Linked DNA regions of Mus musculus: region 1 is linked to region 2. Evidence: chromatin contacts called from ENCODE Hi-C or POLR2A ChIA-PET data. All regions are on one chromosome and are shown on one strand. The core of a region is the stretch at or near the end of the contact, and the rest is flanking DNA. Distances in the headings are between cores, read along the strand shown.

Region 1 (7,855 bases), core at 3,020-5,519, 98 kb after region 2:
TCCTTCCACCATGTGGTGGGTTCCAGGGACTGCATGGACTCAGCCCACATCTCCCCATTCTGTTTGCTTGCTTTGTTTTGCTTCCCTTTCTTTTTTCAAGACAGGGTCTCTCTGTGTCATCCTGGCTGTCCCGGAATTCACTCTTGTAGACCAGGATGGCCTTGAACTCAGAGATCCACTTGCCCCTGCCTCCCAAGTGCTAGGATTAAAGGCATGCGCCACCACCACCCAGCCAAAGTTTTCCCATTCTTAAAATGAAGAAACAAGGCTGAGCTCCACAACCCTGACAGTGAATAATCCCCAGACCTTCAGGATGTAAGACCCAGTTTCATCATTTGGGGTAGCGGTGGCCCAAAAGTGTCTGTTTTTCTGTTGAATTCCACTGTCTTCTCTACATACCCAGCTCACTAGCCATCTTCTAACTCACACTTCTAAGAGCCTTTTGGTATTTCTAGAAAACAGCTGGTGAGCAGTACTGAGAACAGCAAAGAGCTACTGGAGCAACAGACACAGAAATTTGCCATGGAGATGACAGAGCAATTGACCCAGTGAGAATGGCCTCTGTGCCCGGGTCTATGCAGGCCTCCAAAAGGTGATTATTTTCAATCAGATGTAGTGGATAATGAGTTCAAGTCCTGTGCTTATCAACTCCCTCACCCTGCTCTGTTTCACCTTAACCGTTTCGTGTTAAGTAGGGGTACTAACACCACCCAACCTCACTCTCAAGGCTGTTGTGACACAATGTGTGTGGAAACCCTTCAAGAAAAACAAAGCATCAGATTAAACTGAATGAGGTAATTATTTGGCAGTGCTGGGCAAGCTCACAGTTGTTTAGCTTTGGGCCATTAAGGATGATATGTAGTTATGATGGGATGGAATAAAGCATCCATTAGAAATGATAGCGAGTGACTTGTAATGTCACCAACGATGTCAGGTGACTAGATTAAAATCCTGGCCGGTGATGGCAGAGTTAATAGGGAAGATGGTGTTACTTGAATCTCGAACACTCATTTGTCTTGTCATGCTCCAACACATCCAGAAACCTCGAATCGAGAAGCGAGCTTGGGAGCTGTTAGTCGTTCATTGGCAAGCACAGTAGCCCACAGCGAAGCAAATGGAACGGTAAGTAGACATAAGTGATGGCTGAGGCCTCCCCAGCTGACCCCTAGAAATAGCATCGTTCCTCCCAGAGTATCATGGGCACCTCGGAGATGAGTGGCAGGGGAAGTTAGATGCTTCATGCGCCATGAAGGGCAAATGGAGATAGGTCAGTTGGTTATGATGATGAGAATGAGGTGTCAATGGCTTGTCGTGCTGCGCCTGTGGCAGTGCTGTTGAGGACCTTAGGAAGGGACCGTATAGAATTGATGCCAGAGACCCTATCCCATCTGGTGACATCCTGGCTCTTCCGGAACAACCATTTATTATCTGGGACTGTTTATATCCACTTGCTTCATACATTTTTAAAAAGTATAGCTTTTTACTAAGGCTGCATTTCTCTAAACCACTATCGACGACTGAAAGTTATATCCTCAAGTAGCTTACGTGATGACCCAAAATGATATGGTTGCTATTTGGTTCCACAGAATTAGACAGCAGATTTGACACCATGCAAGCACAGCTGAAATTCGATCGCTAATTCGAGGGCACTGCCTTTCCCACTACTTCTGGGCATGATGGTGACTTCAGGCAGGAAAAAGTGAAGTTGGTATTTAAAAGTAAGTAGATAAGATGTGCTGACAATCCAAATTCAGGAAGGAAAAAAAATCTCCTCGGGCATGTGGAGATAATTACCGACCCCTTCTTAGCATGTTTGAGATCATGAGACGGCTGAGGGGTGGTGGTGTCTCAGGGACAGGATGTCTATTTCAGGACAGATAGAAAAGAAAAAGGTAAAATGGCAAAACAGGGCACTGGATTAAGGTGGGAAAGGGTGTCCATGGCATCTGGGTAGCCTTGAACAAACCACAGTCACCAGGGGCCTCATGGTTCATCATCATAGAAGGAGGATGTTAATAACAAGTCACCCTCGGCATGCTACCATGGAGATCAAATGTGAAATATTTAAAGTCTGTGTAGCGCTCTCTCTAATACCCGGGATTACCAATGCAGGAAGTACTCAGCTCTTGAGAAAAAGATCGCCATGCTCACTTCCACAGCCCGCAGGTCCGGAAAGCCAGGCCTATTTCCCAGCAGAGTTCATTCATGTGTGGGGTAGGCCAACTTGCAGGCTCCAGCCTCCCACATCTCAGTTTACCAAGGAACTTGGAGACAGAACCACATCAGTCAGCAAAAGAACGTTAAAACTGGAGAGTGGGCAGAACGCACAACTAAAGCTAATTTTATCGAAAATCATGTTTTATCTGGCCAAAAAAAGAAAAAAAATCACAACCAAATTTGTTTTGCACTAGAGGATCACCTAACTCGAGGTTTAGTACACTCTGCTTACTAATCTGTATGGTTTATTTAAAAATAGCAAACAAGTGACTTGGGAGGTGGCCTTTATTTGCCTGTGCGTTTTCTGGTTATACTTTAAGACAGATTTTCATTCTGGGGGCCAGGCTAGCTTTGGACTCTCCATTCCCCTGCCTCAGCCTCCCCAATGCTGAGATTACATGCCCTGGCTCACATTTCCTTTACGGGAGGAAAATAGTGGGTGTTTTGTTTTTAGTTTTTGTGTTTTGGAAATCCAGGAGAACCATGAAGGTTGTTTGCTATCTACGGTTATTACTGATCATTGCTGGCTTTGAGTGGTTCCATTTATAAACACTGCTGAGAAATAGGCCCCTTTGTAAATTAAGGAACACTGTCACTTCTTTTACAGATACTTGCAATCGGCAGGAAAAATAGTCCAAAATACTCACGTTTTCCTTGACCTGTGTGAAGTGAAACAAATGAGACACGACATATGAACAACTCTGGGCATCTGTTGTGGCCATGAACCCAGGCTCTGAGAAACAGCCTGTAGGCTGCCACAGAGAGGAGTAGGCCAAGTGTTCTAGCTCATCTTCAGTCTACGCACTGCCCAAGGCCATTGTGGGGATAAGGTCACTAAATGCTTTCTTTCCCATCCTTCCTAGCATATGTCTTTAAGCATATAATATCCTTTAAAAAGCACTTCTTTGCAGGGCTGTGGTGCTGGGTGGGAATTGAACCTGGGATGTGTGCTAATGTCAAGCTCACACTCCACTACTGAGACGCTAAAGGTACTTGTAGGATGGAAATTTAAAGGGAAACAAAGGATTAATCTGTTGAAGAGCACTAGAACTCTCAAACAATGCTGGGACTGGGCAAACAAAGCAGCTTATTTGGTAGCACCGAACAAGTGGGTAGCATCCACGGAACCACCATTTCTGAAAGTTTTAGATGCAAATAAGGTCAGGAGGACGTTTATACATGTAAAATATGGTTTAAAAAAAAAACCGCAGGAGATAACTAAGAAAACTCAAATATCATCCAGCCATTTCAAATGGTTTTAGGAAGCACTTGGAATAAATACATAATCGTCATCACATTATGTTAAGCTAAAGTTTATCCTGCCCAAAAGTTGAACAATCCCAGGTGTAACAGAAATGCAACTGTATTCTTAACGGCGTTCTTACTCTCCCATAACCCACAGACTGAGACGCTGAACTCGGAAATGTTTTGTGAATCCCTCAACAAGACTATGTGACTTTTTAAGTTACTATTTTCTAGTTTTCCTAAGTGAGTGTTTATTACTTTAACATTTGGTGTAATTGTTCTTTTTATTTCACATGTCTGGCATTTTACAGTGAAACACGCATACAACTGATTTCTTTTTTAAAAGAATCCTCTGAGTTCAAGTGTGGACCGTAGAACACTGGAACAGTCTGGGCTAACGTTCCTCCCATGGTCATGATCTTTAGGACAGGACTGACAACCCTTTTCTGGGCTGTGAAATCAGTTTTCTAAGGGATTCAAAGATATAGTTTGAGAAAATAACCCTCCTCCCACTACCAGAAAGAAAGCAAACACTGAAAATGCTTGGCCTTGGCCTGACGTGTCCATCTGAAGCTATTATGAACCCCACATAAAGGGTTGCTGAATCTGACACAGTAGTTAAAGGAATGGTTGCATACGGAAAATTAAAAAAAAAAAATCCCTGATTTCCAAAAAATTCTCCAAATCCTTTCTGCACACCTACCTGTTAGTTTGAATAGAGGCATTGTGGCTGGGATCCTTGATTCTAGGATAGCACAGCAGAGGAAGGAGAGAGACTGTGGGGATGGCGGAATGACTCTCTGAAATACCAGGACACTCATTTTATTATTTTGTTTTGCCCCCTGTAATCTGACCCTTCCCTGCTAAAAGGGGAGATGAGCTGCAGACCTATTTATAGCTTTAGGCAACGACAGTGAGCAACAGGTGAAGCCTCCAGTCTTTATCTTGGAATTTTAGAAAAGGTAGCGATAGTGGCCAGAAATCGAATTTCAACATTCCCCACAAACATGCTGGCTCATCAAGTGTGCCTTTTCTTACTCGATGTGATCCTGTGTTTATTTTCCACTCCACTTACAGCACAGTGTCAGGGGCTTCTGAAAAGGAGCATCCTAACACCAGGAGGGCTTTCTGCAGTTGGTGAATGTCATCGTACGTTCATAAGTCTTTTGCTCACACTCTTACCCAAACATACTCTCACACACTTAACACTCACACTTATACACCCAAATGCTCTATCACACACACCACACTCACACACTCCCATGCACAGCCACACACAACTCTTTTACACACACACACACACTCATACACACTACATATACTCAACACACACACACACACACACACACACACACAGACACACACACACACACACACACACACACAGACACACACACACACTTTTACCAGTTGTGTGATCTCATTGTTTGAAAGCTGTGACTGGCCTGGGCAGTAGCATATAGTAAGCAAGAAAGATAAAGCTCCTACTTAAATTCTGACAGACAATATCCAATAAAACACTCTTGAAAATTAGGCGGGATGGAGAATGCCTGCACTCAGGGAGTAGAAGCAGGAAGATTGTGAATTCATGGTCACCTTCAACTATGTAGCAAGTTAAGACTAGCCTGGGGTACAGGAAACTCCGGCTCAATATCACACAAAATTTCTAAAATAATATCAGGTTTTAATGAATGCTATGAAAAAAACAAATCATGCTGCTTTCTAGTGGTGAAAGAGGATTTGGGCTAATTCTGTAATGTAGGTCAGGAAACTCTCTCCTTGTGCTTAATGAAAAATGGGGGCTAGAGTTGGCTCCAAGGTTCAGAGTACATATTGCTCATGTCAAATTCCTGGGTTCAATTTCTAGCACCCTTATGACATCTCACTAGTATCTGTAACTCCAGCCCTAGGCAACTGCATGTTCTCTTCTGGCCGCTAAGGCTAGTCACACACCTGTAGAGCACACACAAACATATTGGTGCAATAAACATCTTGAAATTACATTTTATTTATTTATTTGTGCTGTATGGGAATCAGAGTACAACTTTTGGGAGTCAGTTCTCTCCTACAGTGTGAGTTCCACGGATGGAACTCGGGTTGTCAGGCTTCCAGCAGGTACCTTTCCTGCTGAGCCTCGCCACTGACTCCCAGGCTTGTTACTAGGATGGAGTTTAGATATTGTGCACATTTCCATGACTGCACCCATGGATGCCATCATGCCCTCTGTCACAGACTGGACTCAGTTGGTCTTTTAACCCGTGGGGAACTAGGATACTGGTATAGGTGAGCAAGGGGTCAGTGGATGAGAAAGCAGACACGGACACTAGAGAGAGTGTTGTATCTGATTGTAATTTTTTAAAGCAACCACCAGACTTATAATACAGAAGAAAAACAAGAAAGCTAGGCAACACATCAGCCATGGGACATCGAGATGCATAATGGTTCTTTACACAAAACAAAGAAAATGTATACATAAAAAGCTGGCAGGAGCCAGGCAGTGTTTACAACTGAGATAGGAACAGCCCTATCTAAAATCAGCTATTTACAGGAGCCAGGTGAAAGATCTGATGCAATGCTAGTCTATTGTTAAACCCACCACCAGGGGTCCCTTAGTAAATACCTAATTATGTTATTTCTCTAGGCCTAGTGAAAAACATGCACCAGGGGAATTTCGTTTTACTAACCTTTTTATGAATAATACTTTAGTTCTTCTTAAAACCACAACCCACCTTCTTTCTACTATTATGTAATGTAGGCTGCCATTCATGTTTGCAATGAGAATTTTACGTTTACTGTTTTGAACTAGCCCTGAGAATACTTGCTCCTATCTGGCAAACTGAGATGCCTGATTACTAACTGTCAACACTGGGGCATTTTGTCTGAATGAATAACATTTTTACAAAATTCGAAGCTCAGGGTCAGCTCAAGGCCTGCCTAGCACATTGGTGAAGGCCAGGAAGCAAAGTTTAATTTGATTTAGGTTATTTATAAAATCATTTCTTGGAGGCCCCTATAATAAAACAATACTGAAAGAACGCACACAGACCCATTCACTGACTAATGCAGCAACAGGTTTGGAGCATTTGTGCCAAGGTTCCAGGAGACTGAGTTTCTGTTAAACTCGGCCTCAGGACTGCATCCAAGCTTTTGGGCCTGCCATACAGTCTTTACTGGAGTGGGTGTGGCAGCACTCCCAGAAGATCACCTGCTCGTCTCTCAAAAATGACTGGTGCTGTAGACATGGTTAAGCGTGTTTGCAGAGGATTTGGGTTTGGTTCCCAGTACCCACATCAGAGAGCTCACAACTCATTGCAACTCTAGCTCCAGATCTGACACTGTGCCTCCTTGGTACACACTCAGCATGAATGTGTATCTTTCAGTCTCTGTCTGTTCTCTCTCAAACCCAGAGCATCGATGCCTACTATACAAGTGTTCTACCTCTGAACATCTTCTCTTCTTCTCCTCCTCCTCTTTCTCCCCCCACCTCTCTTTTCCAACAGGGTAGGTTTCTACTTGTAGCCCTGGCTCTGTCCTGGAACTCATTCTGTAAATCAGGGTGGCTTGAACTCAAGAGATCTGCCTGCTTCTGCTTCCTGAGTGCTAGGATTAAAAGCATGAATCACCAAAAAAAAAAAAAAAAAAAAAAAAAAAAAAAGAAGAGCCGGGCGTGGTAGCGCACGCCTTTAATCCCAGCACTCGGGAGGCAGAGGCAGGCGGATTTCTGAGTTCGAGGCCAGCCTGGTCTACAAAGTGAGTTCCAGGACAGCCAGGGCTATACAGAGAAACCCTGTCGCGAAAAATCCAAAAAAAAAAAAAGCATGAATCACCACTGCCTGGTGATTTTGATTGATTCTTCCTGAGACAAGTTCTCATGAAGTCCAGTATAACCTCCAACTCTCCATTCTCATTCCTCAGCCTTCAGAGCTATGTGCTGCCATATCTAGTTCCACTGTTTTTCAGAATGGCATGACAATATCAACAGCTTGCTCTCCATATCTTTGGATTCTGCTCCTATAGCTGAAAACAGCTTTTAAGACACTGTGTTTGGAGGTCAGGCTTGTTGGTACACTCTTGTTATCCAGTACCACAAATTTAAGGCTAACCTGGGCTATAATGAGAATGCTAGACCAGCCAGGGCTATTAAATGAGATCCTTTCTTGGGGGGGGCGGGAGAGGGGGAAAACAAAACTAGTGTGTTCTAGTGGCTTGAGCCTGTAATCCAAACTACTCAAGAACTGAGGCAGGTCAGTCGTAAACTCAAGGCCTGCCTGGGCTTTAGAACTAGTCCCAGGGACTTCTGGTAACTTGGTGAGATGCTCAGATAAGATTAGATACACAAGAGATGTACTATGTGTGGGCAGTGCCTGGAACAGCTAAAAAGGGAGACAGCCCA
Region 2 (7,641 bases), core at 1,937-4,436:
GCTCATTTTCTTATACAGTACAGTGAACGTGGTAGGTAGTTACGTGGATGTAGGATAGCTCAGCATTAGTGAACTCTAAGGTAGGACTCAAGGTAGCCTTTCGTTGGTGTAGTTCTGAGACAATCCCATGTCAAATCTAGCATTCTTGTTATTATTTTGGGTACAGGGTTTGCTATATGAGCTTAGGATGACTAAACTCAAAATATAAGCCAGGCAGGCCCTCCTCCACACCTTAGCTTCCCACACCAACTGCTGGAATTAAAAACATACCACACTTTAAAAGACACTAGCAACTCTGGGTGGGACAGGATAAGAAAGAGAAGGCCCAGCGCCTCTTACTCATTGTACACCTTCCAGGCATTGCATCCATGCTGTGACATCAGCTCCAGATTCTCGATCCGGACCGCCTGGTGCTCCAACTGAGCCATAGAATTGTTTACACATTCTTGCCATGCAGTAATGTCATTTTTTTGACCTGAGGAAGGGGCTGGAAGTTCATATCTGAAATTACATAACAAACAAACCAATGTATCTTTCAAAGCCTTCATCACTCCTTCCAACAGAATTCTCATGGACATATGCCCACTACATAAAGACAAAGACACAAATTATCAACTCCCGACCACACATGCACAGAGACCAAGGATATAATGTAGATCAGGCAGTACAAAGAAACCTGTTAGTTTGGAAACTGATTTACAGATAAAACTAACAAAAAAAACCCTATTTCCATAAATGTGAACTAGTTAAATGAGCTGTGACAGTCACCAAGACTCTCATGTCTCTTGTTCCTATTTGTCTATCATGACCTTTCTTAGGTAATGTCTAATTATCAGCTTTAAAAAAAAAAAAAAAAAGACTTTTAAAAGATTAATTATTTCATGTATGTGAGTACACTGTCGCAGTCTTTCCACACACCAGAAGAGGGCATCGGATCTGCATTACAGATGGTTGTGAGCCACCATGTGGCTGCTGGGATTTGAACTCAGGACCTCTGCAAGAGCAGTCAGTGCTCTTAACCGATGAGCCACCTCAGCAGCCCTTTAGGCAACTTTTTAAAAAGCTGATAAGCAGTGCTGGAGAGATGGCTTAGCAGTTAAGAGCAGTGACTGCTTTTCCAGAGGTCCTGAGTTCAATTCCCAGTAGCCACATGGTGGCTTACAACCATCCATAAAGAGATCTGACACCTTCTTCTGGTGTGTCTGAAGACAGCTACAGTGTACTTATGTATAACAATAAATAAATCTTTTTTTTTGTTTTTTTTTGTTTTTTTTTTCCAAGACAGGGTTTCTCTGTGTAGCCCTGGCTGTCCTGGAACTCACTTTGTAGACCTTTGCTGGCCTCGAACTCAGAAATCTGCCTGCCTCTGCCTCGTGCGCCACTACGACCGGCTGGTACTCTCTTTTTATTCTCACTTCCTACCCACAGCAGCAAACACAAACACTCTTCCAACCACTGGCAAAGCAGCTGTTACCATAGCTCAACCTCATCTTACCGTTTCATGCTGAGTAATTCAATCGGTTGTCGAGCAGCGAGTCTTTCAAATTCATTTCTCATTATGTCTGTCTGATGCACAAACACCACAAAGAATTAGTAACAGAATCATGCTGAAAATAATGAATGCAGTTTACTGAGATTTTATACTTTGTACTACACATTATAGCGAATCTTTTCCCTTCTCAATCACTACTCAAAAAAAAAAAAAAAAAAAAAAGGATGCTAATATTTGAACCCAGGGCCACTGACACATCCCCCAGTTGAGGTTAATTCTATCTAGAATCTGAAGAAATAGGCATATTCTTTAATTCCATATTCTGCCCAGGCATGAAAGGAGGTGGACATAGAAGAGTCCACCTCTCAAGGATTAACCCTAAACCAGCAGTTTTCAATGCCCTGTAGTCAGCCAGCTGTGGAACTCTGAAAACAGCTTTAATCCCAGCCCCACGTCACGTTGTAATTCACAACACACAACAGTCTTGAATCATTTCAGGAAGTCTCCGCTGCTGCATGACGAACTGACACAGTGTAAACTGTTTGGGTACAGTGTAAATGGTGAAGTCACATGATGTAACATGGACCAGAGCTTAGATCTGGGACTTGAGTTTTCAATTAATTTCTGGGTTAGTACTTTTTACTCTTGCCAAATTTCTTGCAGCTCCCACATCAGTTATGAAACCCCCACTGAGGAGTCACAACCCAGTTTAAAAACCTGGCATCTAGATCCGAAGTATCACACATCCCTGCGCATGGAGCAGTCTCCTTTCAGCCTGAAAGTGCTTCTAACAACATCTAAGTGGTGTTTTTTGGTTGCACTTGTAGAATAACCACTTAAAAACAGCATGCAGTTAGACATGCTTGTTCAGGCATTCATACACCTGTTAACTATCTGAGACTTGGTACAAAAGAATCTCCCTCCAGGGGTGGCAAAGAGTACAGGTACTTAAGATTATAAATATTAAAATCTCGTGAGTGATACCTGTTCTTGAGTGGACCTTAGAGAATAAAGGGCCCTTTTGTGAAATGTACCATGACTCTTCTACACACACACACACACACACACGGAGGTGCACACTATTAAACAAATCTGCAGAAACTAATGGAGCATTTCGCAGGTTCTTGTAGTACGAAGCCCGTGACATGCGCATCTGGCGGTTTCAAACCGACTCACACCTACATGGCACTCAGTACGAGCTGCAGGCACCAGCTAACTTGGAAGGTGGAGTTCACTTTACACAGCTAAAGCCCTCACTCCCGTATCAAAGTCCGCAAGCCTCCTGGCTTACTTCAAAGGCACACTTACTTCAAAGGCAGAATAATCCGGGGCCGTCAGGTAGCTCAGGTAGTTCTTGGTAGGTCGGTATCTGCGCGTCTCCTCCTCCACCAGGGCCGCCGCCTAAGAACGAGAACAGGCCAGGGTCGCGGCGGGAAAGGGCGGCGTGCCTTCGGCGGACCCGCCGCACATGACCCGCACTCACCGCTTCCCGCACGCCGGGTGCCTCATAGCCTTGGTCAAAATATGGTAGCGCATCTACCACCACCTCTCCGGCTACCAAGCCCGTGCCCGCCATCGCGCGGCACTAGGCTTCAAGAGCGCCTTCTGAGTCTGCGCAGCCTCGGTTCTAATTCCACTGCGCCTGCGCCTGGAATGACGTCACACACGCCGCTGCCTTTGGGGCTTCGATTCGGGCGCACGCGCAGTTGGTAATTATAGCCACTAGGCTCTAAGCCTAAGCATCACGTGCTGGCGTGCCGGGGTGCCTTTCTTTGTATGGGTGCCGTTTTTTTTTTTTTTTTTTTTGAAGGAGTGGGTAGGGCAGACTTCGGAAGAGGTGGTTGCTGGACTTGGCTGGAGGGGAGAAATATATTTTCCACATCCTTTAACCTTCCATTGTTTAGACTCACATAGTGCTGGGCTTCTAGCGCTCCCTTGCTTTATCCTCATTTCGCAGCCGGTCCCTTAAGAATGTTCTTTTATAGAAACTAGAAATGTGCGCCTATTTTCCAATTAAATTTTTAGATCCAACAACCTGAGGGGTGCGGCTCAATGGCAAAACCAGGTCAGTCCGCAGCACTGCAAACACCTCATCCCTTCCATGACTGTAATTATAACTATAAAATGCCTCATTTTAGAAGCTCTGCCTTGGAGTGGAGGCAACTCAGGGGAGAGCTAGAAGCCCAGAAAAAGGGAAACTCACAGGAATATGCTAGGGTGACCATAAGACTTGAAGCAACAGGGGATATAGGACCTGAAATGGCCACCTCCTGGAACCAGGCAAGACTTCCAATGGATTGATGGGGACACCAATCTACCCACAAAACCAAAATTTGTCCTGCTTACAAGATGTGTGGGGATAAAGATGGACTAGAAACTGAGGGGATGATCAAGGCCCAACTTGAGACTCATCCCATGAGAGCAAGCCCACCCCTGACACTATTAATGTTTTGCTACACTTCCAGACAGGAGAGGCTTCGCCCAACAGCTGCTGGAAACAGATGGAAAGATCCACAGCCAAACATTAGGCAGAGCTCTGGGAATCTTGTGGAAGAAGGGGAGGAAGGAATGAAGGAACCAGAAGGGTCAAGGACACCACAAAAAAAGCCATACAGAATCAACTAACCTGGTCCCGCAGGGGTTCACAGAGACTGATCCACCAACCAAAGAGGCTGCAATGGACAGTCCTGGATCCTTACACACATGTAACAGATATGCAGCTTCTGTGGGACCCCTAACAGCTGGAGCAGGGGCTGTCTCTGACTCTGCCTTTGGACCCCCTTCCCCTAACTGGGCAGCCTTGTCTAGCCTCAACAGAAGATAGGCCTAGTCTTACTGCAACTTGCTATGCCAAGGCTGATATCCACGGGAGGCCTCCCCTTCTCTGAGGAGAAAGGGAGAAGATGGGGAAAGGAGAGAAGAGAGGGAGTAGGAGGATAGGTGGGAGGGAAGGCTGTGATCAGATAAAATAATGAGAAAATCTTGCTATTTTTTGTCTTTAGGGCCTATACAAAACCCAATCATTTTTGCCTTTAGGATTTGTGGTAATAAAATATTACTCCACGTTGCCTCTCAACCCCTCAGGCTGTAGTTAGCATACATTCTTTGTAAAATATCTTCCAGACTAAGAGGTAATGAAAAAAAGATTGTGAGACTATATAAGCTATCCAGTGTACGTTCAACCAAGAGCTTTGGAAAAGTTGATCTCGGTTATAATCCTGGTTAGTCTAAGCTGGATTTGAGTATTTACGAATTTACATTGTGTAAATGTGCTGTTTATGGGTTTATGTAAAGTGTGTGTGTTGTGATTTGATAACTGCCTCTCATACATAGGCTTAGGGATTTGAACACTCAGTCCCCAGCTGGTGGCGCTGTTGCAGAGGTTTAGTTACTTTTGCTCTCTGCTTTCAAGTTGCCCTTTGAAAATGTGAACTCTCCCGCTACTGCCTTCATGCTTCTCCACCTGAATTAACTCTCAGCCCTGGAATGTAAGCCAAGGCAAATGTTCTTCTTTAAGTTGCTTGGTCAATGTTCTATCACTGCAATAGAAAAGTAACCACTACACATCTTATGTGCATTTGTTTTAAATTCTCCAAGAGATCTGTGGGAATTTTTTTAAAATGCCTTTATCTGTAAACATTTGATAGAAATATTGAACAATTCTTTTTACAAACGTATTTAGAATTCACAACATTTACAAAAACAAATTACAACAAACTCAAGGAAAGGAAGCAGCTTTAGATCTTAAGAAGGTTAAGACTCTCCCAAAAGCAGTCTCCCTGCAGAGGGACAGTCATGATTGACCACAGTAAACCCTCCTTCCCCATCTTATAAACAACCAGTCATGAATTGTTCCATCGGGATTGGAGTGTAGGAAGAAGGAAAGGAGAGAGCTGTCTGGGAGGAGCTCCCCTGGGTGAGCTGCACTAACATTTGAAAGGACAGACTCAGTTCTCTTCCCTGGACCCATGTGTGGGAACTATATTGCACAGCACCAGTCTTAAATGGATTCATTCAGACACCCTAGTATGAGTGACAATGACAATACTATACAAGTCAGTGAGTTGTATCCCAGTACAACAAACAACACTTTCCAAGTCTGAATGAGTATTTTCCATGCCAGGTAAAGCAGTGGGCAAAGGTTACAGAAAACAACTGACATTTACCACAACATTTCTCACTTATCAATGAAAACTGTACCCTCACTGACAAACTCCCTTTCCCAGGTGCTACTCCTACTTTAGATTTTCAGCATCTGGTTGATGAAGAGGCTTAGGAAACACTAAAAACTCACACCGATGTAAAAATAACCAGTGTGGCAGAGCACACAAAAGGCCCTGGGTCCTATCCCCAGCAGCAGAAGAAGAAACAAAGGAACAAACCTTGTCTAGACCCCCATAGCTTAACGTCTCATCAGAGCCAAAAAGGAAGCTCTGGTGTGCTCCACAGAGAACTTTAAACATCACTATAAAGAGTTCATTTACAGCTGTAGGACTAACCAGCTTTGTATGTGTTCATAAGTCAAGTGTTTGGCTTAGTTCTTTCTTGTATATAACTGGCCAAATTCCTTAGCTTCTCTGAACTCCAGTTTCTTGTAGAATATCATGAAGCTGATCTAAAGCTTGAATAAGATGACATGTAGATTATCACAGTGCTGCAAATTGTAAACACCAAAACTCAGATAGCTATGTCCTTAAAAGGACATTTTAATGTTGGCTCCATTCCATAAAGCATAATGCTGACATATGAGAAGCAAGCTATCCCAGCAGGACACGTGTTCTGAGGAGGCCATGCCTGGTGTCTGCTTTTTTTTTAAAGTTCTAACATGAGTGAAATTCTCCAAGATAGGACATGGGACAAAAGGGGGGTTTAATCAATGGTGACAGTACTGGAATTAGAAAGCACAAACCGTCCACGTATTTAAAGCAATATGATGCTTCAGTGATGAGAATCGTGTGACCATGGTGTCCTCCATGTCTGTCTCCCTAGTACCTGAAACTCTCATTATTCTCCTTATTTCTCTGTCAATCTCATCTTTGCATTGTTTTTAGGAACTCAACACCAAGTATTTCTGAGTCTTCTCCTTGTAAAGGACAACCACAAGCACAAAGCAGAGGCTCTTGCACCCATCAGTAACCAAAGATAAAACACCACTGTAAAATAACGAGCCCAGGCATGGCGGTGCACGCCTTTGATCTCAGCACTTGGGAGGCAGAGGCAGGAGGACCTCTGTGAGATCTTTGAGATTTGTGACATCAGGATTTGAGGCCAGCCCGATCTACAGAACGAGTTCCATCACAGTCAGGGCTATAGCGAGAGACCCTGTCTCAAAAACAACAAACAAACAAAACAGTCCCCAAATCAGAAGGAGAAGAGAGCGCACTGGTTCTAGACTGCTCCCAGTTGGTCTGCAGCAACAGGAGAGTTTTCCAACAGTCTTTCTCCTTTTACAGTCACAGATGTTACAGGACTCTCCCGAGCATCCAGATCCTTGGGAAAACACTGTCGTTGGCACTTCCAGCTATGTTTAGAATGAAGAAAAGATTTCACTTCTTGTGAAGAAATTTCATTTTACTTCCTGGAAAGAGAAAAAAAAAACTTTCACCTTACTTCCTCTTCATCTGCTGTACACCTGAGCCAAGGGACTAACAACCTAGCCATTCAGAATCACCCCGGAGGTTAGCTGCCTTGTTACATGCTCTCAGTGTCACTTCTGAATAAGTGTCTTCCAAAGTCCTATGTGTAAGAGCTTGGTCCCTAGCTTGTGGCACCACTGGAAAGTAATGGAACCTTAAAAAGGTGGGCCCTGGAGGGAGAAGACCTGGCCATGAGTGCCTTCCAGATACTTGGTCCCTTCTTTGCTCTGCTTCCTAGCAGCCAAAACACAAGCAGGCTCTTCTACCTGTGTCTTGCTGCAGGCCCCAAAGCATCAGGACCAATCAGCCGTGGGCTGAAACCCCCCACACTAGGAGCCTAAGTCAGCCTCCAGAACAGAGTCCCAACCTTCCCAACGCAGAGACCATGTATGCTGTGGTGACCTTCTAACCAGAAAATCATTTCTGCTACTTCAGAACTGTAATTTTGCTACTGCCATGAGCTGTAAATATTTTGGAAACAGAGGTTTGCAAAGGGGTCATGACCCTCAGGCT

What was found. A loop is a pair of places that touch in the nucleus more often than their neighbours do. ChIA-PET counts read pairs that join two places held with the same protein, here RNA polymerase II (POLR2A).
Region 1: POLR2A ChIA-PET joins it to region 2 with 10 read pairs in embryonic stem cell. The contact joins the promoter of Ampd1 here to the promoter of Bcas2 in region 2. A Hi-C loop is called at or near these places in 1 of 37 maps with a recorded cell type or tissue (adrenal gland). POLR2A ChIA-PET finds 5 or more read pairs at or near these places in 2 of 5 experiments (Patski and embryonic stem cell).

What each region holds. Positions count from the first base shown.
Region 1 is chr3:103,070,428-103,078,282 of GRCm38, reverse strand. Ampd1 (adenosine monophosphate deaminase 1) reads right to left here and starts at 4,269. Exons shown (of 16, transcript NM_001033303.2): 1 at 4,166-4,269; 2 at 2,865-2,876. The coding sequence starts at 4,187.
Region 2 is chr3:103,167,200-103,174,840 of GRCm38, reverse strand. Bcas2 (breast carcinoma amplified sequence 2) reads right to left here and starts at 3,186. Exons shown (of 7, transcript NM_026602.4): 1 at 2,976-3,186; 2 at 2,801-2,893; 3 at 1,496-1,566; 4 at 340-501. The coding sequence starts at 3,068. Dennd2c (DENN/MADD domain containing 2C) reads right to left here. Exons shown (of 19, transcript NM_001384113.1): 19 at 5,103-7,070. The coding sequence ends at 7,039.